Regions from separate parts of the Mus musculus genome. Here regions 1, 2 and 4 are each linked to region 3. Evidence: chromatin loops called from intact Hi-C (ENCODE). Cell type or tissue: left cerebral cortex. All regions are shown on one strand. Links, peaks and the distances in the headings refer to the core of each region. The heading gives the core; the rest is flanking DNA.

What was found. Peaks named below come from ENCODE experiments on the same cell type or tissue, not always from the same donor. Only the 100,000 strongest peaks of a DNase experiment are listed, where the experiment ranks them.
Region 1: it touches region 3 in a loop (2.3-fold over the local background); 21 of 42 quality-filtered maps call a loop at or near these places.
Region 2: it touches region 3 in a loop (8-fold over the local background); 3 of 42 quality-filtered maps call a loop at or near these places.
Region 4: a loop joins it to region 3, with 3 times the contacts of the local background. A loop is called at or near these places in 20 of 42 quality-filtered maps.

What each region holds. Positions count from the first base shown.
Region 1 is chr2:157,256,197-157,263,978 of GRCm38, forward strand. Mroh8 (maestro heat-like repeat family member 8) reads right to left here. Exons shown (of 25, transcript NM_001039557.4): 5 at 1,832-1,911; 6 at 131-275. Among named protein-coding and RNA genes, the nearest start is that of Rpn2, 19 kb to the right of the region's middle. In left cerebral cortex, for the core only: a CTCF peak has its summit at 3,724 (motif pointing left); a DNase peak (open chromatin) is centred at 3,726.
Region 2 is chr2:157,567,786-157,575,567 of GRCm38, forward strand. No RefSeq gene overlaps it. Among named protein-coding and RNA genes, the nearest start is that of Blcap, 5.3 kb to the left of the region's middle. In left cerebral cortex, for the core only: a CTCF peak has its summit at 3,941 (motif pointing left); DNase peaks (open chromatin) are centred at 2,443, 3,935 and 4,772.
Region 3 is chr2:157,200,103-157,207,884 of GRCm38, forward strand. It overlaps Rbl1 (RB transcriptional corepressor like 1), which reads right to left and starts at 4,432. Exons shown (of 22, transcript NM_011249.2): 1 at 4,198-4,432. The coding sequence starts at 4,353. In left cerebral cortex, for the core only: CTCF peaks have their summits at 4,233 and 4,436; DNase peaks (open chromatin) are centred at 1,650, 3,904, 4,462 and 4,668; H3K4me3 peaks cover 1,808 bases; H3K27ac peaks cover 1,604 bases.
Region 4 is chr2:157,274,530-157,282,159 of GRCm38, forward strand. It overlaps Mroh8 (maestro heat-like repeat family member 8), which reads right to left and starts at 5,020. Exons shown (of 25, transcript NM_001039557.4): 1 at 4,663-5,020. The coding sequence starts at 4,946. It overlaps Rpn2 (ribophorin II), which reads left to right and starts at 4,569. Exons shown (of 17, transcript NM_019642.4): 1 at 4,569-4,806. The coding sequence starts at 4,794. In left cerebral cortex, for the core only: a CTCF peak has its summit at 4,626; DNase peaks (open chromatin) are centred at 4,486, 4,746 and 5,010; H3K4me3 peaks cover 1,721 bases; H3K27ac peaks cover 907 bases.

The sequences.
Region 1 (7,782 bases), core at 1,177-6,176, 56 kb after region 3:
AGAGAAAGCTGACGTTTGCTTTTCTTCACCAGACTTGACATTGCTGGGGTTTGATTGGTTTCCAACCAGCCAAAGGTGAAGAAGCGCTGACCCGGGGAAAGGAGGGCAGATAAGGCACAAGGCGAGTTACCTCTTGCTCGATGGCCTGGTTGGACACTATCTTCAGCAGCTGGATAGGGGTGCTTGTGGCGGGCAGAGAGATTATACTTTTGGTGATAAGCCCAAGCAAGTCCTCTCGGTCTTCAGAGCCAAACAACAGGTACACATTTTGGAAACTGGGGAAAGACCATTTGGGAAGAATGTGATGTTAGGTTGATACCTCGGCTCGTAATGAAAACAGGAAGGGCACACTGGCTGATGTAGCACTCATGAAATAGATGCCTAGAGGAGCTGCGCCTCAGGGAAACTCACAAAAGGCTAGAGGAAGAGTGTCCACCCCACCCTCACCCCGAGCCTTCCAGCCTCCTCTCCAGCTCAGCCCTGCAAGCCTGCAGCACTCTTACTGCAGAGGAACACACTTCCAAGAGAGAAAAACCTCAGACGTCCCCTGTAAGCTCTTCAGACTTTACAGTGCTTTATCTTGATGCAGGTATGACGGTCACTGTCCACTGAATATACTTTGGGTAGGACTGAACTCCAAAGAGATTCTGTCAAGGTCTTGATTGGATGGTAGCATTCACGATGCTCTAGTCTGCTTTCCATCGCTCTGATAAAACACTGACCAATAGCAAGTTGGGGAAGAAAGGGTTTATTTCATCTTCCTCAGGGGAAGCCAGGACAGGAACCTGGAGTCAAGAGCTGAGACAGACATGGGGAGGAGCACTGTATACTGGCTTCCACCCTGCCTCACAGTTGGCAATTTTTCTCACTGGCCGAGCGATGGCACTTCTTACAGTGGACTGGGCCCTCCTGCATCAATTATTAAGAAAAGGCTTCATATTGATGCTCGCAGCCAACCATTGAACTGAGCCTGGGGTCCCCAATGGGGTCACCAATGGAGAAGTTAGAGAAAGGACTGAAGGACTAGGGGTTTGCAACCCCATAGGAAGAACAACAATATTAACCAACCAGACCCCCCAGAGCTCACAGGGACTAAACCACCAACCAAAAGTACACATGGCTCCAGCTGCATATGTAGCAGAGGATGGCCTTATCAGGCATCAAGGGGAGGAGAGGACCTTGGTCCTGTGAATGCTCAATGCCCCAGTGTAGGGGAATTCGAGGGCAGGGAGGCAAGAATGGGTGGGTGTGGGAACACCCTTATAGAAGCAGTGGAAAGGGGGAATGGGAAAGGGGATAACATTTGAAATGTGAATAAAGAAAATATCCATTAAAAAATTAAAAACAAACAAACAAACAAAAAACAAAGCAAAGGCCTCAGAGGCAGGGAGGGAGGGCCCTAGGCCAATCTGATGGAGGCAACTCCTTAGCTGAGGCTCCTTCTTCCCACTTGTCTCAAGCTGACAACCAAGACTAGGTATCATGCACGATATTAAAGTTCTCACAAAAGGATGCCACCCCCCACATAGTTTTCAAAAGTTAATATGTAGGGGATTTTAAGATTTGCACTTATTCATTTAGTGTTGGAGAAGTCAGTGACAGTGTTGGAGCAGACTTGTCACAGTGCATGTGTGAAGGGCAGAGGTAACTTGTGGGAGCTGACTCTCTCCTTCTTCTATGTGGGTCCCAAGCATCAGACTCAGGTCACCATCTTTAGTAGCATGTGCCCTTACACACCGAGCCTTCTTCTCAGCCATTTTAATCAGCTCTAGCAGTCTATGACCTTGAATGGGAAACCAGGGTGCGTGTGGGAGGTGCTTGGGGGTGTCACCTGAGGTCAGTGATGGTGACAAAGATCTCCTGGCGCACCATGCTGGTTAGAGAGTGCAGAGGCTCCTCCTGTACCAACACCTGCAGCGAGAGGAAAAGAAGTTCAGCTATCTGAAAATGTTCCAGCTCACAGGGGCAGTCATAGGAAATGTGAATGGCCTATAGAAGTAACCAGGAGACTGGCCAGGAGCCCTACTCTCAGCTCCATAGAATGACAGAACTGTGTGCCAAGCTGTCCCTTGTCCTCTTACTAGCTGTTTGTGCTGGCTCAACCTAGTGAGTCTCCCTGTGTGTCTTAGTCAAGGTTTCTATTCCTGCACAAACATCATGACCAAGAAGCAAGTTGGGAAGGAAAGGGTTTATTCAGCTTATACCTCCAAACTGCTGTTCACCATTAAAGGAAGTCAGGACTGGAACTCAAGTAGGTCAGGAAGCAGGAGCTGATGCAGAGGTCACGAAGGGATGGTACTTACTGGCCTGCTTCTGCCTGATTGCTCAGCCTGCTCTCTTATAGAACCCAAGACTACCAGACCAGGAATGGCACCACCCACAATGGGCCCTTCCCACCTTGATCACTAATTGAGAAAATGCTGGATCTCATGGAGACATTTCCTCAACTGAAGCTCCTTTCTCTGTGATAACAGCCTGTGTCAAGTTGACACACAAAACCAGCCAGTACACTGTGCCTCTGTTTTTTCCCCTGTAAAATGGTACAAGAGTACTAATTGGTTGTTGCATTAAGTGAGCTAATTTATAACTCCTGGTAGCCCTTAATAATTGTGTCAGCTGTTCATTATCAGGGCTTATTTCCAGTTTAGGTATTCTGGCTCTTCTCTCTACTGAAGCAGTGTCTCCAGGGTCATGACTGTGATGGTCTACCTGTCAACTTGACATTGAAGTGGAAACTTAAGGGTTCTTTGGAAAGTCAGTTGAGTTGGATGGTGTTTTGCTGGGGCAAACACGGAAAGGTGTGTTTTCCTGAAGCGGACACAGGTAAAAGGCTACATTCACGAAGGAACATTTTGCTAAAGCAGACACCGGTGAAAGGTTGTTTTGCTAAAGCAAGCATGTGAAAGGACATGTGACAAAGGATTCTTCACTAGCGACACGCATGTATTGGTCTCACATCGCGTGGTTGAGTTGTATATGTTGGGAATCCATAGAAAGAAAGGCACCAAAAAACTTCTGGTGCTGTGTTGCGGCTTCTTGCTGCTTCCTTGGACTCAGGCCAATTGGCAAAATGATGTCAGCTGAGAAAGAGTCATGTGTAGCTTTGCTGATGAGCACTGGGTCTAGATTGGTTCTGGATCATGCTCATGTGAGTGACTGTCAATGTGGTGAAACCTCATTGGTTATCCACCATTTCCTAGGAACTGCCCTGGCCCATAGAAACGAACACTTCACAGTCACATCTCTGCTGTATCACTGTGTCCCACTGGTCAACTATTCAGGAGAGACACCCAGGCCAACTAATTCCCTCAGAAATTTAGAATTGGGACCTCTTCGACATTCTTTCTGGATGGTCACCAACTTAGGCATTTTGTTGCAGGACCCCATGAAATCCAGGCTGGTCTCAAACTCACTATGTGGTCAAGGCTAACCTTCAACTCATGGTCTTCCCGCTTCTACCTGGGCATTACTAGCATGAATGGTCATGGCCATCTCTAGCTGATCTTCAGGGAGAATTTAGCATTTAGGAGCACTGGTCCTGAGGACAAAATAAAAGAGAGGCAATTTGGGGAAGGGGGGAGATGGGGAAGAATGGACATGTATTCAAAGCAGCACAGCTACATGGAGAGAAAGCCCTCTTGGTGCATATGGCTGCCACAGCCTCTGCTCTCCCTTGGTGGGGAGAACCTCTCTCCTTTTCCTGGTGCAGCGGCCTCTAGTGGAGTTCTCTCGCAGTGGCCTCGTGAAACTCATAGGCAGAATGTGCTTGGAAGATAAAGCCCACATCTCTGAGCTTTCCTCATCTGATGCAAACTCGAATCTGATTGGTGACTTGCTGTGCCTCCTGTTTTCTAAAGGAACTCTATCTTCATGGCTTTACAGCCTGCAGGGGCACAGCGTTAAGGCAGTGTCTTCAGTCTTGACAGCTCTCCAGGGCTGTATGTACCTTATCTAGATAGCTTAGGGGGTCACAACTAAATCCACAGGTGCAACCTAGCATTATCCCCTTCCAAAGAACTTCCTGGCCTTCAATCAGTCTTTCCCAGGCTCAGGAAAAGATGACCGAGGACTTTCCCACTTGTGTTCACTCCCCACTCTCATCAACTCAGCAGCCTTGATGGTTGAGCTTTCTGTAGCCACACAGCTCACACGCAGATGAATGCAGCCCCTTTTACTGAACCCTCAGGTCTAATGTCTTCTGATTGCAGCCTCTTTGGACCCTTTCTGTCAGAATGATCCTTTCCCTTTTTAAGAAACTTTATTATCATTTCGTTTGTGTGTGTCGACACATGTTGTGTGTGCAGGTTAGACAAAAGCATCGGCTCCCCCAGAGTTAGTGCTAGGTGAATTCTAAGCCACGGATGTGAGTGCTGGGAACTGAACTCTGTCCTCTGGAAGACAGGAAGTGCTCTTAACTGCTGAGCCATCTTTTCAGTTCCAAGAACGATCTTTCCCTTGCTCCTACCTTCCTGCTCCAGTTCTCTCTCTCCCCATTCCCTCCCCCCAACAAACACTTCTCATGGCCTGCCTCTATCCTCCCGACCCAATGCCTCAGCATGAGCCTACCAAGGTACCCCCTTCCCCCTCACCTCACCACACACCTCCACCAGAACATACCCCCCCTTTATCTTTTTATAAACACATCAGTGTATATGTATAACACACACACACACACAGTGCCAGAAGAGGTCAGAAGAGACCATCAGATCCCCTGAGACTGGAGTTACAATGGTTGGGAGCTGCTTGATGTGGGTGCAGGGATCTGAACCCTGGTCCTTTGGAAGGACAGCCAGTGCTCTTAACCACCGAGCCACCGCTCCAGACCCTCAGCTCTGTTTTTGTTGTTGTTTTTACACTTCAGTGAGCCAGAGTTAATTTTGTTGCTCACCTCCAGAAAGAATCTTAAACAATCTTAATAAAAACGAGAGGCCTGGGGAGAAGGGATGACAAAAATACACTATACAAAGTTCTCAAAAAAACTTTTTTTTTTTTGGTTTTTCGAGACAGGGTTTCTCTGTGTAGCCCTGGCTGTCCTGGAACTCACTTTGTAGATCAGGCTGGCCTCAAACTCAGAAATCCGCCTGCCTCTGCCTCCCAAGAAAAAAACTATTTTTAAAATAAGGGAGGTTCTACATGATGGGATCACAGGCATGTGGAGCTGTAGTGAAAACCAACTATGTAAAGACCCCTTCAGGCACAGGGAAGTACCATGAAGGAAACAGGAAGATAGTCTCTCTGAGGAAAGGAAATTTGAAGGAAGGGTGAGAAATGGATCTGCTGTGAGAAAGGGAGGAGCAGATGTGAATAAAGAAGTAACTGGGATAAACGGTTACCTTGAACTTGCCAGGTGTGGTGGGGGGCAGAAGAATCAGGATTTCTCTGAGTTCCAGGCCAGCCTGGTCTACACAGTGAGAGAAAAACCAACCAACTAACCAACCAACCCAATCCAACCAATCAACCAACTAGCTAAACAAACAAACAAACAAACAAACAACAAAACTAGTTATCTTAATTTGGGTCCTCATGAATAGATTCCCAGTCTATCATGGAAATATTTCTCCCCCACCCCAAACTGAAACAGAAGAAAGATTTTTAAAAATGATTTTTAAAAATGAGTTTGTCTCAAGGGTCTCCATGAAATCCCGGCAGGCAGTAGGGCATCTGGGGTTTAGAGAGACTAAATGATTTGACGACTGGGCAGGTTGTGAAGGATCCGGATGCAAAAGATGCAGTCCCACGCTGTCAGAGGAGAATGGAGAAGCACCGAGGACCAGCCAGGACCCACTCACCACAGGCCTTTTTATTTATTTGTGTGTGTATACAAGAGTCGGCCAAGTATGTAACAAAAAGTCATTCCTTCATGTTCATGTTCCTGAGTAGTCAGTTTATTTAGACAAGTTTTTATTTATCCACATCCATCTGGGTTGTTTCCAGTGTCCTGTTCTCCCATACAGAGTGGCCATAACATTTGTGTTTATGTCTTCATAGAATTTCTGGGTTATTTTAAGACAATACCCAACTGGGCCCCAAGCTGGCTCGCCACCTTACCTTCCCAGCGGCAGTGTAGTAAAACTTTACTCTGTCCCCTCATCAGCATCTGGTACTGCCTTTTTTTTTTTTTTTTTAATTCTGGCCAGTTTCCTGGTATTTAACTGAATTTTACTGTGTTTTAAACTTATTTTTCTCTAATCACAGCGATGAAACACCTTTCCATGAGCTTTAACAGAGGCTTTCTTTGGAGGTATGCAGGGATCTGTTTGCCTTCCTCCTTGCACATTTTGTTTCATTTTTATTGGCTTTTTGTTTAATGCACGAGCCGAGCTGTGCATTACAGGGGTCAAGAGAGGGAAACTGACGCCTCCAAGGGCTGTGTTTGGCACTTATACCGGCTAATTTTATGTCAACTTGAGACAAGCTAGTTATTTTGAAAGAGAAACCTCAGCTGAGAACCCCTCCCCCCCAATAGATCGGCCCATGGGCTAGTCTCTGGGGTATTCCCTTGGGTGATGGCTGATGAGAGAGGCCCGACGCCATGTGAGTGGTGCTACTCCTGGGCTGGTGGTCCTATCAAAGCAAGCCGAGCAAACTCGAGGAACAAGCCATAGGCAACACCCCTCCTTGACTTTCCTCAGATCTGGAGGGGTAAGTGAAACAAACCCTTTCTTCTCCAAGTTGCTTTTGGTTATAGTGTTTTATTACAGCAATAGAAACTGTACTATACAGCCATTCATTAAGGTGGGCCAAGGAAGGTGAACTAATGCCTTTAAATTCTTTCTCTGAAACAACTCCAACCTTTTCCTCCTCATGAGCTGCCCCAGAACTGCTTCCTCTGCTGTGCACCTGTCCTCTTGGTGTTGGAAGAATGCTTTGTCAACCTTGTTCATATGGCTGTAATGACAGAGTAGATTCAACTATCCATGCAATTTTTTTCATGGATATAACTACTCTTGAGTGTTGTAGACAGAACCTCTTCTCAGCACATATTTTGATAGATACCAGAAACAGCATGTTACTACTGGCTAGGTCCACTGGCAGAGAAACAATGGGCTTGTGCCATCTGAGATTTGCATTAGTGGGGTTTCCAGGTTGGCTGGTTGAACTGCATGGCAATCTATTGCTGTCAATCCTGGCACAAACACAACTTGGAAAGTAATTCATGTTGTCTTGGTCCTGTGACTGTCCGCAGCCAACTAGAAAGCTGAAATAATCTGTAAATCTGCATTCTTTCAACCTGTTCTTCTTGACAAATTATTTGGAATAGTTCTTAACCTACTTGCTTTTCAAATCTATGTAATTTCTAGGTAACTGAAAACTGGTAGAGGAAAAGGATTAAAATTATTGAAGGATCCTGTAACTGTGTCTCCTAGCAAAGCTGTTAGCTAGTTAGCCATAAGAGTGTCTCCTGGCAACGCTGTTAGCTGGTAAGCCTTCATTTTTAGAAGGTTCCTGTCAGCCCAACAAGTTGCACAGATCTCTGGTTTGGGGAGAACTGCTCATATTCTGGGATATGTAAACTATGACAGACTTAGAAGTTCAGAGGTTTGGAGACACTATAGGGAGCCCTTCTCAGGCAGGAGAGTAAAGCCCCAGGAAGTACTATGTGTGAGTGACTGCATCACTCCTTTGCAGAATCTTTCTGGAGGCTCTGACACAGACCATCCACCCCTTTACTCCCCCATATACTCATTTAAACTTTTTTGTCAGAGTCCCACAACTGTTTGTAGCTCGCTAGGCTAAAGAGCAGGGATTCCACCTTCTTTGTGGCCTCAGTGCCAGTGTCTG
Region 2 (7,782 bases), core at 1,639-6,638, 370 kb after region 3:
CAGACTCTCTTGTCCCTACTGCCACAGGCTGGTCCATGAAGCAGGGGTTCCGTGGAGTGGAGCTGGCTGGTGCTGACTCACGTGGGAGACTTTGGACACCTTGGATTCGGGAATGAGATGGCTCTGTAGCCTGTTCTTCATGTTGCCTCTCTCTCTCTTTCTTTCTTTCTTTCTTTCTTTCTTTCTTTCTTTCTTTCTTTCTTTCTTTCTTAACAGTAAATTACTGCCTTAAAAAGGAGGGGCTGGCGAGATGGCTCAGTGGTTAAAAGCACCGACTGCTCTTCCGAAGGTTCTGAGTTCAAATCCCAGCAACCACATGGTGGCTCACAACCATCTGTAATGAGATCTGATGCCCTCTTCTGGTGCATCTGAAGACAGCTACAGTGTACTTAGATATAATAATAAAAAATAAATCTTAAAAAAAAAAAAAAAAAGGAAATGAGTGGCCGGGCGTGGTGGTGCACACCTTTAATCTCAGCACTCAGGAGGCAGAGGCAGGCAGATTTCTGAGTTTGAGGCCAGCCTAGTCTACAAAGTGTGTTCCAGAACAGCCAGAGCTACACAGAGAAACCCTGTCTCAAAAAACAACAACAAACAACAACAAAAAACAAAAACAAAAAAAAAAAAAAAAAGGAAATGAGTGGCGGATACATGGAATGGCTTGGTGTCTCAGAGGACCTGGGTTTCTTCCAACACTCTGTTATCCTTCAGTTCATGGGCACAAGATGATCCCAGTTCCAGGTGTCACACCTGAGCGGGGATGGGTTGAGACCACAGCGGGTTGGGCTGTGACCCTCATGTTTAATTGCTTATGAGTCCTTTACCTGTACCTGGTTTTCTGTCATCTAACAACAGAAGAAAACAGAGGGCCAGGGAGCTCTTGTTAAATGAATAGCGGTCTGAGCACTGAATGGGGGCAACTCAAATTACTGCCTGAAAACAGAAGAGCTGTTATCGCACTTACAGGATTTTGATAGGTTATTTCTCTGCCGCCAGTGAAATGAGCCAATTCAAGCCAGATTAGAATATTTTGAAGGCAGGTTTATTGGGAAGCTGCTCTCTGGTGAATTCACTGGCCCTAAGGAACGAGGCCGGAAAAGTCCCCATGGGGAGTGGGAGACAGAAGGGAAGGAGAAAGGGACGGAGGGAAAGAGAGAGCTCGAGGGAGCAAAATGTCTGGATTTCTATAGGGAGGAGCCACTGAGGGAAGAGCAGCCCAGCCCCTGGGCTGGAAAGTTCAGGGTTGGGGGCCAGGAGGGGACTGAGGGATGCTGGGAGAACCTGGAGGCCAGGTCTGTTTTGATATGTAAATTATGTACCCTGGTCCTGGGGTGGTCCCAAACCAGTTTTAGCTCAGTTTTCTAGAGCTGGAGTGTAGAGGAGGTGTGTGGGGAGCCTGTGGATGCTGCACCATAGTATGAGGGACTTGAGCAGCATCCTCATATTTGGGCCTTAGAACCAATCCCCTCTGACACACATATTTTATGCATAAATGTAACAAACCACTAAAGCACTACAGATTAATCTGACATATACAGGATGCGGGTTAGAAAGAGCTGGACCCACACCAGTGCAAAAAGCAGGATCCCATTGTCTAGCTCAAGAGTTGATGATACTGAACAGAGGTGATAGCAATCAAATTAGTGGGTTCAGGGGGTCTGGAGGGGAAGGGACCAAGCAAAGACTTGGCTCAGGTCTCAAGGGAAACATTCGATGGTCCTATAAAAAATTAAAAAAAAAAAAAAAAAAAAAGGAAAAGCATATTTTAAAAGACCCTGCTGGGGAATGTTTTCGGTCATTGTGTATTCAGACACTGATTTCTGAATCCAGAGATCTGGTTGCAATCTGGACTTTGGTGTTGTCATTATTATGAAATAGGAATTGAGACTCAGTATGTTGTAAAACATTGTATCCCAGAATCTTCTGATTGTTTAAAATAAAGGGCTGAGCAGCTTACAGCTGGGCAGGAAAGGAAAAGGTGGTACCTCTGTGCTCAGAGAGAGGGAGCCAGTCTCAGGTGGGGAACCAGGGAGTGGCCGTCACTGGGAAGCCGAAGAAGAAGGAGGTGTTGTCAAGGCAAGGGCAGGTATCAGGCCATGTGGCTGGAAAGCAGTCTGAGAAGTAGTCTAAGGCCAGCTTTGTCGGGTTGGAATAGCTCAGAACCTGCCCGGCTATAGTGTCTGAAGCTTATTAGTAAATATAAGGTATACATGTCAGTATTCAAAACAAGGGTGGGTATAGAAAAGCTCTGTACTTATACAGATCCCAAAACAAGGGTCAGAAAGTGTTCCTAGTACTTCTGTGGCGGTGTGGGCATTGCCAAAGCCCCAGTGGCCAACTTTCTTATGGGAACTGCAGAGCTGGAGGCAGGCATGGCTTCTCACCTCCGCTTGGTTTCTCTGGTTGCTTCCACCCTCAGGCTTGCTCCATTTGGATCCTGGGATTTGGAATGACCCAGAAACCCTTTCTGCCCTAAAATTGGGCTAAGCCAACCTTGACTTCCTGCCAAGGCCTCCGAAATTCTCCCCGTCCACCTGGCAGCCAACCAGGACACCTGCTTTCCTCAACTCGGCACCCCCTCTGAAACTAGTCTTTTCCTTGGGGATCCCTGTCTCCTTTAGACCTTTTTGTCTTCACTGCCAAAGTTTGGTCCTGATCACCACCCACCCTCCCTCCCTCCCTCCCTCCCTCCCTCCCTCCCTCCCTCCCTCCCTCCCTCAGGCCTGTACTGGCCTCTCTGTTTTGACTCCTGTGAAACCCCAAACAGTCCTTGTGATGGCTAGTTTTGCCAACGTAGCCAAGAATCACCTGGAAAAAGTCTCAGTGAGGGACTTACTTAAAGCAGGTTGGCCCATAGGCATGTCTGTGGAAGATGCTCTTGATTGCTTTAATTAATATGGGAAGACCTGGTCTGGAAGTTGGTGGCACCATTCCCTGGCTTTGGAACCTGGACTGTATAGGCAGAGAAAGGTCAGTGAGCACCCAAGCCTGTATGCATTCATTTCTCCCTGCCTATGACTGTGGACTTGGTGTGGCCAGCTGCTTCCAGCTCCTGGCACCTTGACCTTCTCTCCCACCCCATCCCCAGTTATGACACTCTGTAACCTGGCTCTCTCTAAGCTGCTCTCTGTCAGGTTTTTGTTACTGTTTGTTTGTTTGTTTTTTTTTTTTTTTTAATCACAGCAACAGAGATCACAGGTGTCCTTCATACTGCAGCCAGAAGACCCTGTTACTCTCCTCTGGAGGTGGTGTCCCCTCCTCTGTAGTGACCTGTCAAAGTCCTCCCCATCAGCCTTCAGTTGCTGTGAAGGGACACTGTGACTATAGCAACTGTTACAAAGGAAAACATTTAACTGGGGGTGACTTACAGTTTCAGAAGTTTAGTCCATTATTGTCATGGCAGGAAGCATGGTGGTGTGCAGGCAGACAAAGGTGCTGGAGAAGGGGCTGAAAGTTCTTCATCCTGATCCACAGGCAGCAGGAGAGACAGTGAGCCACTGAACCTTGGCTTGAGCTTCAGAGACCTCAAAGCCCACTCGTTGCCTAGTGACATACTTCCTAAAGCCACACCTCCTCCAGTAAGGTCACTCCCCCTAATAGTGCCATTCCCTATGAACCTATAGGGGTTATTATTCAAGTCACCAGAGTCAGCAAGTGCTGACCCGTTGGTCTCCTACAAGTAGCACTTTAAGCACCAATCAAAGTGCAGTGGGGGTGGGGTGTGGGACTCCCCCAAAGCCTGGCCCCATGAATTTACCAGATAACTTTTGAGTGTGCAGATTAGGTCTTGTCCTCAAGTGACCTTTAGAGACATATATTCAAATGGAGTAGCCCTTCCCAGGGCTGCCCTCTGCTTTAGGACTCAGTTTTTAGGACTCTCTCACTTGGGAAAGCAAGAAGGAAGTATTTTAGCCAAGTCTGTGGTGACACCTAGCGGTATGGTGCAGAACTGCCGGATTTTTTAAAACCTCAAATGCCAAAGTTAACTTTCAGTGCGATTTTGTAACATGTAGACTTATTTGTATGTATTTTACACAAGATGAAACGGTGGAGAGCATTGGCTGAGGATGCCTAGACACAGGTGGTGGCTAGATTTTAATCTAGGCCATATGGATCTGAAGCCTAAATCCTAGACTTTAGTTCCTCTATACCAGACCCTTCTGAGGACGTGAAAATTCATACCCCTGGCCTCACGCAGAACACAAATATATAATCTTTGAAAGGAGCCGGGAGATGGAGGAGCAATGAGCTCAGGACTGAGGATCAGTTGTGGAGTGTGGGTTGGCAAAGATTGTGTTGAGGGGGCTGGCAATGAGTCCTGTTGGGATCCTGGACTGTGTAGGAAAAGGAGCTTGTACTACCCACTCTGCATCCTGATGGTGAGTGTGCCCTGACCTGATACTTCAAGTTACTGTTGCCTTGACTTCCCTGTGTCCATCTGTGAGCAAATACAAACCCTTTCTCCTTCTCTTGTTTTTTTGTCAGAGTATTTAAAAAAAAAATTCTTCTCTCATACATTGTATCCCATCCACAGCACCCCCCCCCTCCAAGCATCTCCGAACAACTTCCCATTTTCACCAGATCCACTCTTCCTCCATCTCCTTTCAGAAAACATCAGGCCTCCAAGAGATATGAACCAAACAAGACCTAACAAGTTACAATTAAGATGAAACACATACTCTCGTATTGAGAGTGGAAGAGGCAACCTAGCAGGAGGAAAATGACTCCAAGAATAGGCAAATGAATCAGAGACACCCCCAGTCTGACTGTTAGGAATCCCACAAGAACACCAAGCTACACAGCCACAACACATATGCAGAGAACTGAGCTCCGATTCATACAGGCTCCACGAGTGTCACTTCAGCCTTTGTGAGCCCCCATAAACCTTGCTTGGTTGATTCAGTGGGCCATGTTCTTGTGGTGTCCTTGGCCCCTCTGGTACCTACAGTTCTTCCTCCCACTCTTCTATGGGGTTTCCTGAGCTCTGCCTAATGTTTGGCTGTGGGTCTCTGCATCTGTTCCCATCAGTTGCTGGGTGAAGCCTCCCTCTCTAATGATAGTTGGCCAGGCACTAATTTATGAGTATAGCAGAGTATCATTACTAATCATCTCATTGACTCCCCCTCCCCCCCCCTTGTGTTTGGGTCTATCCTAAGTCTCTGGGTGTTCAGCCTTTGGCTTCTGGCCATCCGGGCTCTCTTGCTGGACCACTGCCTGGAGTGTTACAGCTCTTAGAAAAGAAGCAATGAAGTAGCTGAGGTCCTGTGTCTCTTGTCAGCTACTGTGACAGTGACAGAGATGGTGTGAGCCTGCCCAGCCAGGCAGGTCCAAGATCCAGCCACCGGTGAGTGCTTTGGGAGAGAGAACTCTTCCCCAAGAGTTCAGTAAAGACAGCCACTCTCAGATGATCCTCGGTGAAATAACGTGTGTGCTTTATTTCATGTGGATAGGGGCTATATAAACCCTGAGTGGGGTGGGATTTAGGGGGTAGGTGGTTCCTATTGGCTGAGTTTGAGGTGTTAGTGATGCTTTATTTGCATGGGGAAGGACACCAGGTCTTATATTACTTGACTGACTGCACATGATCATCTTAGCGGGGTGCCTTTGTTATCTGTTCCAGAGTAGGTGCAGAATCATGGAGAAAGCCGTTCAACTCTTGATCTCAAATCTGTGACATTCTTGGCTTCTGAGCTCACTCAGCCTTACCAGTTCTTCTGTCTGGTCTGGTGGCACGCCCCACATCTCCTATAAGTACAAACCATATTTGTCTTTTTGAGTCTGGGTTACTACACTCAGAATGATTTTTTTTTTCTCTAGTTTTATCCATTTACGTTCATGTCAGTCTGCGACTGCCCCACCAATGGGCATGATCTCTTGGGGAGGTGGAATGAGGGGAGTTTGACTGTGCTTATCACATCCATTGTGAGTGCCAGGCTGTTCATAAGCACTGATACACTGCTCTAGGGGTGGGAAAGCGCAGTCTGAGATGTGGGAAGAGCAGAAGCTGGTTCAGGGGTCTCCATACCTGCGACAAGGCTGGGGCCATGGGATTCTCAGACTCTTGGACATTCAGATATTGCTGGGTGTCATAGAAGAACAGAGAATGGAGTCAGGGAGCTGAGAGCTGGTGCTGGGGCAGCGTCTAGCCCAGGACCAGGGGAAAGGGGAGCACCAGATTGTCCCATGGGGATGATTGTCTTAGCTTGTTGGAGGCAGGCTTTGTGGCGGCTATGGCTAGGATGCAGAGAGGCCTTCTACGGAGAATCGAGTTGTTGCAACTCTGTGGTCCAATGCCTTTTCCCTGTCTCCCCGTGGGGATCTTGATGAAAGAGAGTCCATGGTTCTAAACAGTTCATTGGTTGCTATGGGTGGAAAATGGGTAATGTACCATACTCACTTCTCCAGGTAGGCCTGAGATGAAACATCTTTTGTAGGTAGGGAGGAATGTCTGGGAAGGGAAGCTTATTGGCTAAGCCCTCTAGGCTTCTAGGTACCTCATTAGCATGGAGAACTCTGTTTTGGGCCTACGTGACCATAGGACATGTTGCTTTATTTGAAGAGTGTTCCAGGCCAGGAATCTAGCAGGGAGCTGGGAGTAACCTAAGCCTCAGGTGTGTGCCCACCGAGTCTCCGGGTCTTGACCGCTCTACCTTACCAAACTTCCTGGCATGGCTTTACCATCCCACACTTGCAAATCTCATGATGTCAGTTTTTTAACAGCTGAGCAATACTTCATTGTGCAAATGTATCAAATTTTCTTTAGCCATTCTTTGGTTGAGGGTTATCTAGGTTGTTTCTAGTTTCTGGTGTTATGAATAAGGCTGCTATGAATATAGTTGATCAAGTGGCCTTGTGGCAGGGTGAAATGTCCTTTAGGTATATGCCCAAGAGTATAGTGTATAAGGATAGCGCTGTGTCTTGAGATAGATCTAGTCCCAATTTTCTGAGGAACCATCATATTGATTTCCAAAGTGGCTATACAAGTTTGCATTCCCACCAGCCATGGAGGAGTATTAGGGTCTGTGAATTGATGAAGAATGATATCCCAGATTCAAATAGTATGCAAAAGCAAGGAACATTTATCCTGCAGAAATCCAGCATGCAGAGGTCTAAGATTTGTCAAAATGGTGACCCAGAGGTGAGCTTGAAGGCTCAATTTAAAGCTGATTAGGGGAATTCCAGGGAGGGAGGGGTAAGCGACCTTTATCTTGATTGGTGGGCTCTATCCCTAGGGGTGCTGGTGTCTCTGGGATTGGCTAGGCACTGGAGTCTTTCTTGAACCATCACTGGGGGTCCTGAAAACTGTTGCTGACTCATTCTGTTTTTGCCCCAGGCCAGATGGTGACACAGTTCCTGATTGGTTGCCCATGGGCTATGGTTTTCCCAGGAACTAACTTGCCCAGTTCTGGGAAACAGGAACTTAGGCCTAGTCTCCTGAACTGCCAGTATGGAGCCTGTCATGGAGTCAGCCTGCCTCAGTCCTCTCATTTCCCCCTTGAGTAATGGGCTATCTTGAATCCTTGAAATGTTTCCATAGGTTGGTACTGTTGTTGGAGAATCATCAATTGAACAGTAAAAGTCCATTCCTTAACAAACCTAACTAAAACATTGATTAGATAGGGACCACCAGTCCAGGTCAGTATCAGTAGGATCAGAGGACCAGTCAGGGTGGAGATGGGGTGGTCAGCCAACGAGACCAGCTAAAGAAGGACTCATACCAACCCTGAGACTGCTTTCACTCTACTTTTCTGTCATGTAATCTATTTCTGACTAAGGCCATTG
Region 3 (7,782 bases), core at 1,340-6,339:
TATATAATGTGTCACATTGACATAGTATGTTAATAATCTGACATATGATATATTAATATTATTATCTACAATATGAAGGGCAATGTCAATTTTTTGTGAGGTATAGATTCAGGGTTGTATTTATCCATAGTAAATTATCGTTAGCTAGTAAACAGTTCTCCATCGTTTGTAGGTCTCAGTTTACGTATCTAAAAACAGTAACAACTGGAAATTCAACACTTAATATTCTGCTTTTGGTTTCAAATGTCTTCAAACTGAAAACACCTCATGACTACATGTAATACAGTTGAAGTTTGATAATTAAGAATTATAGATGCGCCAGGCGGTGGTGGCGCACGCCTTTAATCCCAGCACTTGGGAGGCAGAGGCAGGCAGATTTCTGAGTTTGAGGCCAGCCTGATCTACAGAGTGAGTTCCAGGATAGCCAGGGCTACACAGAGAAACCCTGTCTCAAAAAAAACAAAAAAAAAAAAAAACAAAAAAAAACAAAAAAAGAATTATAGATGCAGGGGCTGAAGAGATGGCTCAGTGGTTAAGAGTACTGACTGCTCTTCCAGAGGTCCTGAGTTCAATTCCCAGCAATCACATGGTGGCTCACAACCATCTGTAATGGGATTGGATACCCTCTTCTGGTGTGTCTGAAGACAGCTACAGTGTACTTGTATAAATAAAATAAATAAATCTTTAAAAAAAAATTACAGATGCAGACACCAACATGGCCGTCTAATCAAAAGCCTGAACAAGGATGGCATCTGTAGAGGTGCTAATGTGGAAAGGAGAACCAAGATGAAAAACTCCAGGCAACCAGTGATGCTGAGGGAAGGAGAAAGAGCACAAACAACTGTTTCTCCAGCATCAAACGCTCAGCCAGAAAACATAAACATATGCACCAAGCATACGTATTCATATAGTTAGAAACACACACACAGACACACACACACACACACACACACACACACACACACACACACGGAACAACAATAAAGAAAACGGCCATGAATTTGAGAGGGCACAAAAGGGAAGTACATGGGAGGGGTTGGAGGGAGGAAAGGGGCAGGAAGAGTGATTTAATTAGATCATAATCTCAAGGAAAATGAGAATGCTAGAAAGAATTACAGATGCAGGGCTGGAGAGATGGCGCTTGCTGTGGGGTTGAAGCCCTCCCTCACTGTGATCCCTGGGACCCATGCAAACATGGAGGAGAGAACTGACTCCACAGGGGTTGTTCTCTAACCGCCACACACGCACCAACGCATGGGTCCCCATTAGAAATTAAAATTTTAGTTAAAACATTTTTGTGACAAGGTTAGAAATATACCTCAATGGTAGAGTGCTTAAAACAACTAAACAACAAAAATCAAAGACAGTTCTAAACCTCCAGATCTAAAGCTAAGAAAAGAAACAGAAACTGCTTCCTGTAACTGGTAAAAACAAAACATAACAAAAACAGGTTATAAAAACGAAAGAGAAAGTGTGGGAAATACAGTGTAATAGCTGACTTTGACTAGAATTCAGTAAAGACTTCACAAAAGAAGATCTAAAACTACTAAGCAGCAAGCTACCAGAAAGTGTGAGTGAGGAGAGTGGGTGGAAGAAGCTGGTCAGCAGGGCTCCTGTGGGGAGTTAGAGGGGGGTGGAGTCTGTGGCAGGGATTCTTAGTGGGCAGCAGAGGGAGGAAGTTGCCTTTGCTCCAAGTGCCTTTCACCAACAACTAGAAGAAAAAAAGAACAAGAAGAAACAAAATACAGGACAGAATCCTCCAAACTCAATTCATAAAGGAGTGCTTTCTAAAAGCAAACAATTAAGTGTCAATCAGCTCTGCCTAACTATGGATTTAGAATTTAGATCGTCAGCATTCTCTGGAGTCACAGGTGAATAGTCCAGGCAGAGTGACCTGCAAAAAAAGCACACAACCTGGGCTGAGTTTAACTTGCTTAAGAATTTGAAACAAGCAGCTAGTTGCAGTGACTTGGATACACATTGTATTCAACCATGCTTATCTGAGGAGATCAAATAAGACCTGGGGTTTCTGAATGCTTTTCCAGGGAGTCAAAAAACAAAACAAAACAAAACAAAATATATACATATAATATATATGTATTGTATATATTACATGTATATAGTATATATTATATACATATAAAAATATATTTTTTATATTTTTTTCAACTGAGATGTCATTAAAATTTCCTTTGAATAGCATATGTGTGTGCGCATGTATGTTCATGCACTCACCCATTCATGTATGCATGAGTGACGGCCAGAGTTAGATGTTGTGTGACTTCATCTATCATTCTCAGCCTGTTAGGACAGTCTCTAACTGAATCCGGAGCAGGCCAGAGCACTCCTGGGGTTTGCCTGTCTTCACCCTTCCATGTCTCATTACCTGTAACCCCCCTGGGTTACAGCCCACACTGCCACTGCACCTGCCTTGTATGTGGCTGCTGGGGATCCAGGGGCTCGGCAAGCACGTTCTCTGCCAGGCCAGCTCTCCAGCTCTCTCATACTTTCAGATTCTCCCCGTTTTCCGGTTATGAACCTTCTTTTGTAGATCACTATCTTTCATTAAGTCTATTCTGCCTTTTGCTGAAAACATGTGAGTTAGTCTCAGGTACTTTTCTCTCATAGGAGTATAGACACGTGTACAACAGTTGCTCCCTATTTCCTACTCCCTGACCAGCAATTATTTCGCTGGCAGTCTGAGTCAGAGGAATCCTATATGTGAATCCTGCCCATGTGTATAATGAAAGCTTTTGTACATCTCAGTTAGATGCTGAAATAGTCTGTCTCCATACCCCCTGGGGGATGGCTCCTGTACTCCAGAAGATAGCAAAATCCAAGGATGTTTAAGTCCCTGATTTAAAATGGCAATGCATTTGCACATAACCTATGATCATCTCTAGATTACTTGATGTAAATGCTATATAAATAACATTACATTGTTTGTGGAATGACAAGTCTGTTCATGCTCAGGACAAATGTAATTTTCCCCAAAGACTCTTGATCTGCTGAATGCATGGACATGAATTCCACACACATGCCAATACAAGTCTACTTCTACACTAAGCTTATGACCAATCTGGGTTTCTATATTAGAGTGACTCTAATTCTCTAAAAAAAAAAAAAAGGATGTTGAGCTGTAACACCACCAAGAAAACAGGTATAGTAGTCACTGTCCTGCTGTAAAGACAAATTTTATATATGTGTGTGTGTGTGTGTGTGTGTGTGTGTGTGTGTAGTCTCAGGTACTTTTCTCTCATAGGAGTATAGACATGTGTACAACAGTTGCTCCCTATTTCCTACTCCCTGACCAGCAATTATTTCGCTGGCAGTCTGAGTCAGAGGAATCCTATATGTGAATCCTGCCCATGTGTATAATGAAAGCTTTTGTACATCTCAGTTAGATGCTGAAATAGTCTGTCTCGATACCCCCTGGGTATATATATATATATGTATACACACACACACACACACATATATATCATTAACATATGTGTGTGTGTTACTGGGAATACCTAATAATGATAACAAGCACCATTTATTTTATTCAGAGCCAGATACCACATCAATCGTTAGAGCAACGGCCTGGCAGAGAGGAACGTGGGGCTGAGAAGAGCTTTGTGTGTGCTGACTTTGATCTATCTAACTACAGTGCATGGTATAAACGAACTAACTGCTACACTCGATTAGGTGGAAGAATGGAGGAGTTAAAGGGCTCAAACTGCTGTACCAGGTTGCATGGCAAACTGCGTCACCTTGGGCGCTAAATTAACTTCTTACCGACCCCACTTTCTCCCTCTGTGGAATGGGGATCCAGTGGTGTTTCAAACGAGTTGGGGAAGACATAATCAAAGGGCTGAGCAGCGATGAGTAATTCATTTTACCGCGGGATCAGGTCTGATCGATTTAACGGCAGCACCGCGCCGTTTGGGGCACTGGGCGGCGCGCAGAAATCAAGTTTGAAAGTTGGGAGCCTAGGGAACCCCCGCAGAACCGGCGGCTCACTTTCCGATCTTCGGTTTCCCGCCTCAATCCAAATGGGTGGGTTGGCCGAGCTACACCCACCCTTCCCTCCCCGCACTCCTCGGAGACCCTCGTAGGTGGGGAACTCCCACCGCCCGATAGGCTTGGGGCGGGGGCGGGCCGGGGGTGGGGCCTGGCGAGGGTCGGGGCCGCCGCCCACCTGCCGCCGCTCACCTCTAGGCTGTAGTTGCCGCGGATGGCCGTGAAGTCATCCAGGGCTTCGGCCGCGCTTCCCTCGTCCAGGTTCAGTTCCTGGCACAGGGCCTGCAGCGCCTCCCTGGCCGCGGCGACCGCCGCCGCCCCCTCGGCGTGGGGCTCGTCCTCGAACATATCCCCCTCCGGCCCGACGGGCGGCGCGACCGGCTTCGGGGTTTTCTTTTCCCTCCCGGCGAGCTACCCACAACCCCCCGCGACAAAGCGCGCGAAAATCGCCTTCTTGAGCTCGCCTTCCCTTCATCGTCTGCCTCCGCTTTTCTTCTCAAAAAGTCCCTTTCTCCTCTGGAGCCCGCAGCAGCCCGTCTCCCGGAATGGGATAAGAAGATGGACCTCGGACTCTAACGGAGATCTAGCTCGGGCCCTGGGTGGGCAGCTGCGGGGCTCCGGGCCGCGGGGACGGACGTGAGAGAGCGGGGCGGAAGGATCCGAGCCGGTGCTGAGGCTGCCGGGACTGTAGCTCGCGCCCCGCGCTCTCCACCGCGGGTTCCCTGGTGTGGGTGACTTGGGACTGCGAGTCCGTTCACGCTAGTGGGAAGCCTTCTCCATGACACTGTCCTGTGGACCCTAGGTTTGTCAGCTCCCCGGCGCGCCTCCAGCCCGCTCTCACTGAGCTTTGACCCTCGATGGAGGTGGAGGCGGGAGCTGCCGAAAGTGGCTTCTTCACGTAGAAGCGCCACGTCAGAGACTCCCAAATCTCGCCAGAAAGGGATGCAGGGACAAGGGTTTGGGGTGACGGGTCTCAGCCTCACTCCCAGGATTCTGGAAACTGTCCCAGTAAATAGTCGTTTCAGGAATAGAGATGGTCCTCGCGCTTACCTGAAAGGTGTTTTTAAAACCTAAACTAGAACCTGATCGTTTTCACTCAGAATCCTGCACGAGATCATTTTTTGTCTTTAAAATACAGAAAAATAATAGCATTCAGATGCACCAGGTAACTCGTAACCTTGGGAATATCAAGCTAGTTCTCAGTCGCAGGAGGCTTTTCTCCGTGTGTGAAAATGCTATTGTGCATATCTTTGCATACCTTGCTCTTCATCATTTAAGTCTAATTTTAACCTTCTCAGGCCATTACTGAGCAGTACATCTATAAGCTGACACCTAACTTCTATTTCATCGTCTCCATTGTACCTTATCTGAAATTGTCATACTTATTGATCAGCTCTTCCAAGAGAGTTGGATGGTAGGATAGAATCGTTTGCCTTCACTGTATTCCCTGATTTGGATTATTTCTCTTCTACACTAAGGACTTGGGGCAGTGTGTTTGAAAATTACAGAGTAGTCCTTGTTTGGATGAAGGAGTCACTAGAGAAGAAAACAGGGACGTCAAGGCAAGTTATGAAGGAGTTCCTATGCCCCACTAAAGCCTCATGGTATACTCAAAGCAGAGATTTTAACATGTTAATGATGATTAATTTGTTTTGGACAAAATCCACTGCTGCGGGTATGGCCTCGTGGAGACTACCAAGTTTGGAGGTAGTAGAGTGTTGTCTTACATGACGTATCGGAAGGAATCGTTGAATTAAAATACAAAGGTGTACTGCTCAAGGAAGAGTCCTGATATAGGGAGATGGAAAGCTCTCTAAATCCCTAATAGGCAAATGACAACAGACCAAAGAAATAGCTCCAGCCTCATCTAGCTTTAGTGAGACGGTGAATTAGTTTACTGGGGTTACATAGAGGAGTAGCAGGGGTGACTCAAAGGCATTGCATCATCAAAAAGCGCATTCTGTCCGGGGTGACAATTGCAAAAGCTGCATCCTTGGAGCTCCCTGCGTGCACTAGCTGAAAAATCTCCCTACGGAGTTTGGAGGATCTTTTGTAGAAATCTATTTATTTATTTTTTGTCTTTATTTACAGAGCCTACTGTGGTAGAAATCCAAGTGTGTCTGAAGAATCTTTTTCTTACAGCCTTAGCTCAATGATAAGCCAGACCTGCTCACTCATGAAACAGAATGGAGAGGCCTGGAAGGTGAAGAGAAAGCAGACAGGACCAAATGTACTAGGTATTTCTGAGCGACTGAGTTAGGAGTGGTGAGAGGTTCCAGTGACATTGGAAATGATGGGAGCTGAAGAGATGGCTTAGCAGATAATAAACAAGCGCTTGCTGCTCTTCAAGGTGATGTGGGTTCAGTTCCCACCACTGACAGGGCAGCTGGCAGCCATTCATAACATCAGTTCCAGAAGATCAGATACCTTCTTCAAGTCTCAGCAGTTACCAGCCACAAACATAGAGTACACACATACATGCTGCAAAACACTGATATACATAAGCTAAAATACATAACCAGATAAGCTTTTAAAAACAAAAACATGTGAATGGGAAATAAGGTTGGGTTTCCCCATTCTGTTCTTCTAAACATAATACTGGAATAGTCTACTGTACATTATCTCAAGATTATCCCATCATTACTTTTTCTGTAAGAAAATTTAATATTAAAACATTCCTAACATCTGAGGTAGTTCAGTAAATGGCAGTCCTCTGTCTCTAAGCGTGTATGTACTTCATTCTATGAATTTTAACCAACAAATATAAATAAACTAGGCATTGTTGTGCTTGATACCATCTATTGGTGGAATTACTCAAAAAAATAAAATTTTACCTTAAGGGAAGGGGATTCCACACGAAATATGAAAAAAAAAATGGTCATTCCGCTTTTTCTGGTCACTTGTAATATAAACTATATCCCCAGGTTAGCCTCTCTAATCAATCCCCTTACATTTTTGGATTTCAAAAAGAGACTTCATTTCTGTTTCTGTGAGAATCTTGCTGTATACCAGTGCCTTACATAGCGTTTGCTAAACAGGTCAGGGTGATCTTGCACTAGTGACAGTTCTCGACGTCACAACTGCTGGAATATAGGCATAAGACACCAAGCCTGGCTTGTTTTCTCACATTTTAAGTACGGAAATTTAAAGATGAATATCTTTCCCTATAGGTTTGTTTCTACCCTGAGAATGGAACAATTCATGAAATCAAATCAAGGACTGAAAAAAAGGTTCACAAATAAATACCAGTTTTTATATAACTTCATTATCTTTACAGTATAGGAGGGACCAAAAATGTACAGTATACTAACTTTGGGAATGAAGTGGCCAGTCTATGAATTTGATAAAATAGTAGAGGCTCAGTAGTACTAAAAGCATATATGGTTGCATGAATGCCAAGTCCTGCATGGCCTTAGAAGGGAGGGTATGACATGGTTTCCCACATCTGGAGCAGAACCAGTAGGACCTGGGCCTCCATGAGTATTGACAGTTATGGGGCATGAGGCTTATTTGTATAATGTATATATTTTGCTTCATGGTCTCCTTCAGGAAATATTCTTTCTGCTAATATTAATGCCTCCATGATAATTAGAAACAGGAGTTTTGAGGCAAAAATAGTAAATGCTGTGACCTTTAGGACAGCCCTTAAGGCTGTGGGAAAGAATTCTGAAAACATGAGTTCAAAAGTATATAATTTCTCAACTATGCAAAATATAAGGATGCAATATGAATTGTATGAGGGGCTTGACAGACCTAAAAGAACAAAGGCAGTGGCAC
Region 4 (7,630 bases), core at 2,631-7,630, 76 kb after region 3:
TGGCCTCTAACTCAGAAATCTGCCTGCTTCTGCCGAGTGCTGGGATTAAAAGCGTGTGCCACCACCGCCCGGTTCCTGTGTTTATTTCTGATTCCTTCATTTTCTTCCTTCCTTTCTTTCTTTCTTTCTTTCTTTCTTTCTTTCTTTCTTTCTCTCTCTCTCTCTCTCTCTCTCTCTCTCTCTCTCTCTCTCCCTCCCTTCCTTCCTTCCTTCCTTCCTTCCTTCCTTCCTTCCTTCCTTTCTTTCTTTCTTCCTTCTTCCTTTCTCTCTCTCTCCCTCCCTTTCTTTCTTTCTTTCTTTCTTTCTTTCTTTCTTTCTTTCTTTCTTTCTTTCTTTCCTTCTTTCTCTCTTTTTTAACCTTTTTTATTTTATGTATGTGAGTAGACTGTCACTCTCTTCACACACACACCAGAAGAGGGCATCAGCTCCCATTACAGATGGTTGTGAGCCACCACGTGGTTGCTGGGATTCGAACTCAAGACCTCTGGAAGAACAGTCACTGCTCTTAACCCCTGAGCAATCCAGCAGAAGCAAGCCAGTAAGTACCATCCCTTCATGACCTCTGCATCAGCTCCTGCTTCCTGACCTGCTTGAGTTCCAGTCCTGACTTCCTTTAATGGTGAACAGCAGTTTGGAGGTATAAGCTTAATAAACCCTTTCCTCCCCAACTTGCTTCTTGGTCATGATGTTTGTGCAGGAATAGAAACCCTGAGCCATCTCTCCACCCCCCACCCACCCACCCCCCCATCCCCTGATTCCTACATTTTCTTTGACAGGGTGTCTTTTAAATTTTTCTTGCCCATTTTTTTTTTAACTAGTCTCTTTGTAGTTGATTGGTGGCATATGATTTTTGTTATTGTTGTTTTCTGAGACAGAGTCTCACTATGTATCTGTGGCTGTGCTGGAATTTACCATGTAGACCAGGCTGCCCTCAAAATCACAGCTATCTGCCTCCCAGGCGCTGGAACTAAAGGCATCAACCACCATACCTAGATGTTTATATGTTTCAGCAACAGATTCTCCAAATGTAGCTTGATTTTGTGTGCGAGTGCTCGCGTGTGTGTTCATACATGTGAACATGTATCTTGTTGCAGGATATTTGATCACACACTGTGATTCCTGAGATTCTGTTATTTACTGGAAAAACCTTTTTTTCAGTTGTGGTGTGGCTCAGGCTTAGCATACATCTTTAATCCAGGATCTTTCTGCTTGAATATTATAAAGATGATTAAATAAGTTTGAGAAGCGGAACAAGCAACCAGTTGACAGGAAGTAGACATAGGATTATTAAGAAAAAAACCATACAGCTGGAGAGATGGCTCAGCAGTTAAGAGCACCGACTGCTCTTCCAGAGGTCCTGAGTTCAATTCCCAGCAACCACATGATGGCTCACAACCATCTGTAGTGGGGATCCAATGCCCTCTTCTGGTGTGTCTGAAGACAGCTACAGTGTACTCACATACATGAAATAAATAAATAAATAAATCTTCAAAAACAAACAAAACAGTTTGTTTCCTTTTTCTTCAATGCTAGAGATCTAAGCCAGGGTCTGAGGCACATGAGGCAAGTGCTCTACCACTGAGCCCAGCTCACGTGTAATTCTTAAGTGAAAGCTGATGGCTCTTTTCATTTACACCAGTAGGAAAGACACAACTGCAACAATGAAGCCATGGTCAAACTACTCACAGTGCAAACCCTGCAGACGTAGCACTTTGTTTATGGCAGCCATGGTTGGTAGCAAATCCATGCTATGGCTGAGGGTAACTCTGAATATCATGTCCGCCTGCCAGGTTTCCTAAGTGCTGGGTATCACAGGCTGAACCATCAAACCAGCTGGGACACATTGTAAAAGTTAACTTCTATTCACCTTTTTTCCTTCATTAGGTTTCGATAATAATGAAACAATAAACCAAGCTTGCTTTGCCATATATGCCAATTTTATAGTGTAAATATTCCAAAATCATGGCCAGAAATCAAGCTACAAATGTTACCTTTGGAAACAAACTGTGTAGTGGTAGATATTCTATTTTATCGCGGTAGAGGGAATCTTGTGTACTGTGTGGAAGCATCAATAAAAAGCTGATGGCCTATTCAAAAAAGACAGGAAATCAGAAGTGGGAGTTCTGGTTGAGAGCTAGGTTCTCTGGGAGTTAGTCAGACATAGGAAGTTAGACATCCAGACTCTAAGGAGACAGACTATGAAAGTGAGGAGAGGTAGAATAGAATAGAATAAATGGGTTATATAAGTTATGAGCTAGTCAGGAAACAAGCCCACGCTTATGGCCTAGACATATTCATAAATAATTAAGTCTCGGAGTTATTATCTGGCAACAAGGGCAAGGGGAGAAAAGACTGTGGTTACATATCACTTTCCAGCAGTGAGGTATAGCGGTGGATTTTGGCTATGTGGCTTTGGCTCCCTGCAGATTACACCAGTGCACCTGCTATCTTTGCTATCTTTGGATTCACAAATGAGACACACACACACACACACACACACACACACACACACACACACACATTAGCTTCTTTTTAAAATGCCTTGGCTACCTCAAAGGTTGGGCACTCCTAAACCTTCCTCTGCTACCCAAGGCCCAATCGGGAAACTGGCCAGCGGCTACCCACCCAAATTCTCACATGGCCAGTCGGCCCTCTCTTCTGAAGCTCTCCTCTTCCGTCTCCCACCACATCCTGGCAATCTTCTGTGCCCCTGTGTCCTAGCCATAGCAACTCTAAGGGTCCCACCCGACTCCTGTTCCCCAGCCATTGGCTGCTGGCATCTTTATTGATGGATCAAAAACCAACTGTGGACAAGGACCTTTAGCGTTTGGACAGGCAGACTGAATCAAAGCATTAGAACCAATCTCCAACAATGAGGTATTACATACATATAGGCAATGACAAGACAAATGCTGCGACAATGCTAACATGTCGTGAGATCAGGAAATGAAGACTTTAATTTCCAGCACATTTTCTTTCACTTTATGACTATATAATTTAATGTCCTAAATAGCTATTTGCAAAAATTCCAAAAAACTTAACAGCTGGCTCCCTCTCTAGCACACCACTGGCTTGTCTTATTACTGAACTGGTAGAGTTCTTTAAATATATCCTAGTTCAGCACTACCCAATATAACTTTCTGGGATAATGAAAATATCTGTCCTGTAATTTCAAATTACTCAGTGCAAGATCCACCAGCTACCCTGAGCACAGCATTGGCTGATCAGAAGCATAGTATAGCTGAGGAGCTGAAGCTTAAATTTTACTTAATTGGACTAAGTTCAAAGAGAAATTACTGCAGAGAGCTAGTGACTGCTGTATGGAGGAGTGGTCCGACTCCCCGCTACATATCTGGAGTGATACTGAAGAGAAGCAGCATTGCTGTATTGCAAAATTCTACATGTTCACAATAGTTAATTAGCACACATCTAGGCTGTCATCAGAACGCAAGGGCTGAAATATTTCCTTCCTTTTAAAGTATTAAAAGTAACATTTCACAGAATAATAATAAAGAGTAAATAAGATAACATATGTAGGGTGCTCAGTACTCTTTCTGCCTATATTGTGAGCTCGGTAATCAGAGCTACACATTAGTTCTGGCTTCCATTTTTGAGTCTGTTAAATTTGCAGACCAGCGCATCCCTCAACCCTTCCTGGAGTAGACAGCAATTAACACGGAGACCCAAAACTGGTCAACACACAGAGAATAAGAGATCTTGGGACACTCAGCCCTAAATGGGATGTCTACAGCATCCCCTTTACCTCAGGGCTCATGGGCGTGGGTCTATGTGGAAGAGGAGAAGGATTGTTTAAGAGCCAGGGGTGATAAACGGCTTCCAATAAGCAGTTTTTCAGGGATTGTGTCAGTATGCACAAGACCCACAAAAGCTCAAGCCATACAAAACACAGAGAAGGGGGAGTGGGCACAAAAGACCCAACTGTAGCCAAAACTATTCATAACTGATAGCTGCTGGGAGAGGGAAAATCAGTTTTCTTCAGTGGAGTGACTGGGTATATCAACCACTCTCCAGGGCAGGACTCCATGCTTAGTTTGTTTTTTACTTTAGAAAGAGGAAAAATAGAGCATGAGTTGGGTGTGTAGGGAGTTGGGGGAGGATATGGAAGGTGTTGGGGGAAGGAAATGAATATGATCAAAATATATTGTATGAAATTTTCAAAAAAAAAAAATCAAACATTTTAAAACGCTCCTCTCCGTTACCTGTATAGCTCACAGGTTTGAAAACTGGATAAACCCTCACTCACCAGCCAATTATTAATAATCTAAGTAATGCATTAACCATAATTTCCCAAAGTGGATAAAATCAAATGTTACGATAACGCTCCCCTCCCAACCGGACCCTTTTAAAATTGGCCGGGCTGCGGGAGAGAACCGTGAGTGACAGCGCGTCCGGCCAGTCACTGTCACTGGCCAATCAGAGGTGGCCCCGTCTTAGGCCCGCCCCAAGGCCCGGCCCAATCGGGTCCCGGTGGCGGCGTGAGCAGGGCGGTTGAGAGGCGGTCGGTTCCAAGTGGGTCCCGGCGCGGGGGAGAGGACGGCTTGGCAAGCAGGACCCGTGAGTGAGGTTCGCACGCCGCGACTCAACTGCCCCACACTGCGGCTGCCGGGCACGGCCCTGCCAAGCGGGACCGCCGCGACTGACCTTTGCCGGGAGCCCATTCTGGCAAGTGGCGTGTGCCGCGGGTCCCTGGCGTCCCCTCCGGCGCGCTCTTGGAGCCACTTCCCGGAGCGGAAGTCTGCCTGCTCGGGCTCCGGTGGGACCTGCTCGGAGGAATGGCGCCGCCGGGTGAGGCGTTGCGCATGGCTCAATAGTGGGGCCCCGCGGCCGACACGCTTTGGGGAGCGGGGCGTCGCCCGCGGGAGGCTAGTGCGGACCACACGGGCGCCGGCTAGGCGCGGTTCCCCTCCCCTACGGGGCAGGGGCATGGGCACGGGCGCTTTCGGGGTCGAGCGTGTGGCGGAGGCTGCGAGCTGGTGAAGTGCTGGGGACCCGAAGGGTTGGTGGCGGGGCGTGCGACGTGGGACTACGGGTCCCCGCAAGGCCGAGCGCGAGCCCGGGCAGCGCGGAGCCCGAGCCTGGCCTCCTCCATTCATTCGAGTAGTACCAGCGGCCTACGCCTGTCACAGAGAGCCACCCCTGGCATCATGAAAGCTTTTGAGCATGTCACTAGACTTTCTTCGACTTCTAGGTTCCTTTTCCCTGACAGGGACAGGAGACTCACAGGTCTGTCTGGGAGCTGAAAGCCTAGGGTATGAAGTGATATTACGGGTGCAGACTTGTAACCGGCCACGTATTGATTGTGAGAACAGAAGCCAGGGACTCAACAGCTTAGTTTCTCATCTGGTATCTGCTTCGCAAGAGTTGTGTTAAATGATATTTCTGTGCTTGCTTTTAACAGTGCCGGGCAAAACTCAATGCTTGGTAGATTCTGAGTGGATAGGTGGGAATCTTAGTGTATTCAAGTCACTATTTTATTTGTTGGTAAAGTGGCTAAAGTCAGAACTTGCATTGAAACTTAAGTTTGAGTTTCAGTTATTTGTCTCAGGGCAAGGGAGTGGGCACCTACTTAAGAACCTTTTTTCTTTTCTTTACTTAGATAGGGTCTAGGGAGCTGGGAGTTGGTTCAGTGCAACTTGTGGATCTGAGTTCAAATCTTAGCACTGGGTATGGCTGGCTGCATTGTGCACGTAACCCCAGCATTGGAGGGCAGAGACCAGCAGATCCCAAGAGGTAACCATCTAGTCTAGCAAAAATGGTTCTAGATCAGTGAAAAGGCCCTGCCTCAAGGCAAGAAGGCATAGAACATCAGAGGAAGTCATCCTGTGTTTACTCTGGCCTCTGCATGCCTGTGCACTGGCATACACTTATGTGCATGTACCACAATACACACAGAATAGGTAGGGTCTTACTATGAAGCTGGGGCTCCAGCTCAGACTCACCATCTTGCCTCTGTTTCCCTAGTCCTGGAGTGACAGGTATGAAATAGTTTACAAACCATTTCTTGGTTTGTAAAATGCAGAAAATACCCACCTCACTTGGATATTAGAAGGCTTAAAGACTGGTGCAGTGCATACAAAGAACTCAGTATAATTTGGGCCTACCCATTCAATTGAGTGTTCAAGTACGAGCCAGAAAAGTTGCTACTGTGCTTAAGTGTAGAAAGATTCAGCTTCTGGCACAGAGGCTATAAGGGGATTCACAGTTTAGCTGGAGGAGCGGTGATCATAGTCCTTCACTACATCAAATCCCTGATTGCCCATTGGTCATTGGGAATTTTGCCAAATGCCTCGATGTCTCTTTCTCTACATCTTCTTAGCCATTGGCAATTCTGATAGGTTTTAACTTCAAATTGTGGCAAGACTGACTATTTCCTTAGCACCTCCACCTCTGTTCCCTTATTGGCTCTCATTCTTTCTGTATTTGGAGCATGGCAGTATCCTCCTACATAGCTCCTCCCCCTCCTCCTGTCTTCACCCCTGCTTAGGCGGGTGTAACGGGTATAACCCAGTATTGTCTTCAGCAAAGCAATCCTGTTAAATTGCTTGTCAGATCGCTTCCCTACTCAGAGCTGTGCTGTGGTCCCTTCTTTCAGTTGCCTTCTTTCAGTTGCCTACAGGTCCTTTGGATTGGCTTCTGCTACCTGTTAACATATGAGCTCCAATCCTGTCTTTGTATCTAGTTTTCTTGTTACAGTTTCTCATTTGGGCCTTGAGAGATCACTGCATACAGAACACATTCCTCCCAAGATACCAAGACACCTGTTCTGTGCTTTATTTTCTCTCCAGTGCCTCTCTGCTTTCCAATGGGATAAATCATGGTTCTTAACTTTTTTTTCCCACTAGAATGTAATCTGTTTGAGAATGGCGGTTCCGAGCTGTATGTTTATTTTTAACACTAAACTAGTGCTTGGGGTTCAGTTCCCAGCATGGAGGGAAAAGCACTGGAGCATGCAGTATATTGATGGGTACCACACGTTGTAGCGCTCTTGGCTTCCTTAGTGTAGGGTTAGGGGCTTAGAGGTTCTGTGCACCAAACCCAGGGAACGAATTCTCCGCTAAGCCATCACCTCTGCCTTTAGTGTTCTGAAGAGTTTCACATTTAGGTTGACAGACACACAAAAGACTTAAATGAAACTACTGTCTATAGAGGAGTGATTCTGAGTTATGCACTTCAGCATTCTCCAAAAAAGGAAGAAGAAAGAAAGAAAGAAAGAAAGAAAGAAAGGAAGGAAGGAAGAATCTTGTCGCTGAGCCTGGCTGATAAGATGATCCAAATCCAATCTTCAGGACCTACATGTTTTCTAGCTAACACTAAGTGCAAGTGTTCCTCTGACCTCCATATGTATATACTCCTCACACCAATTTAATTTCATTCTTTTTTTTTTTTTTTAAAGATTTATTTATTTACTTATTATATGTAAGTACACTGTAGCTGTCTTCAGATACTCCAGAAGAGGGCATCAGATTTCATTACGGATGGTTGTGAGCCACCATGTGGTTGCTGGGATTTGAACTCGGGACCTTCGGAAGAGCAGTCGGCGCTCTTAACCACTGAGCCATCTCGCCAGCCCTAATTTCATTCTTTTAAGTGGAGTGTGAAGATTGGCCAT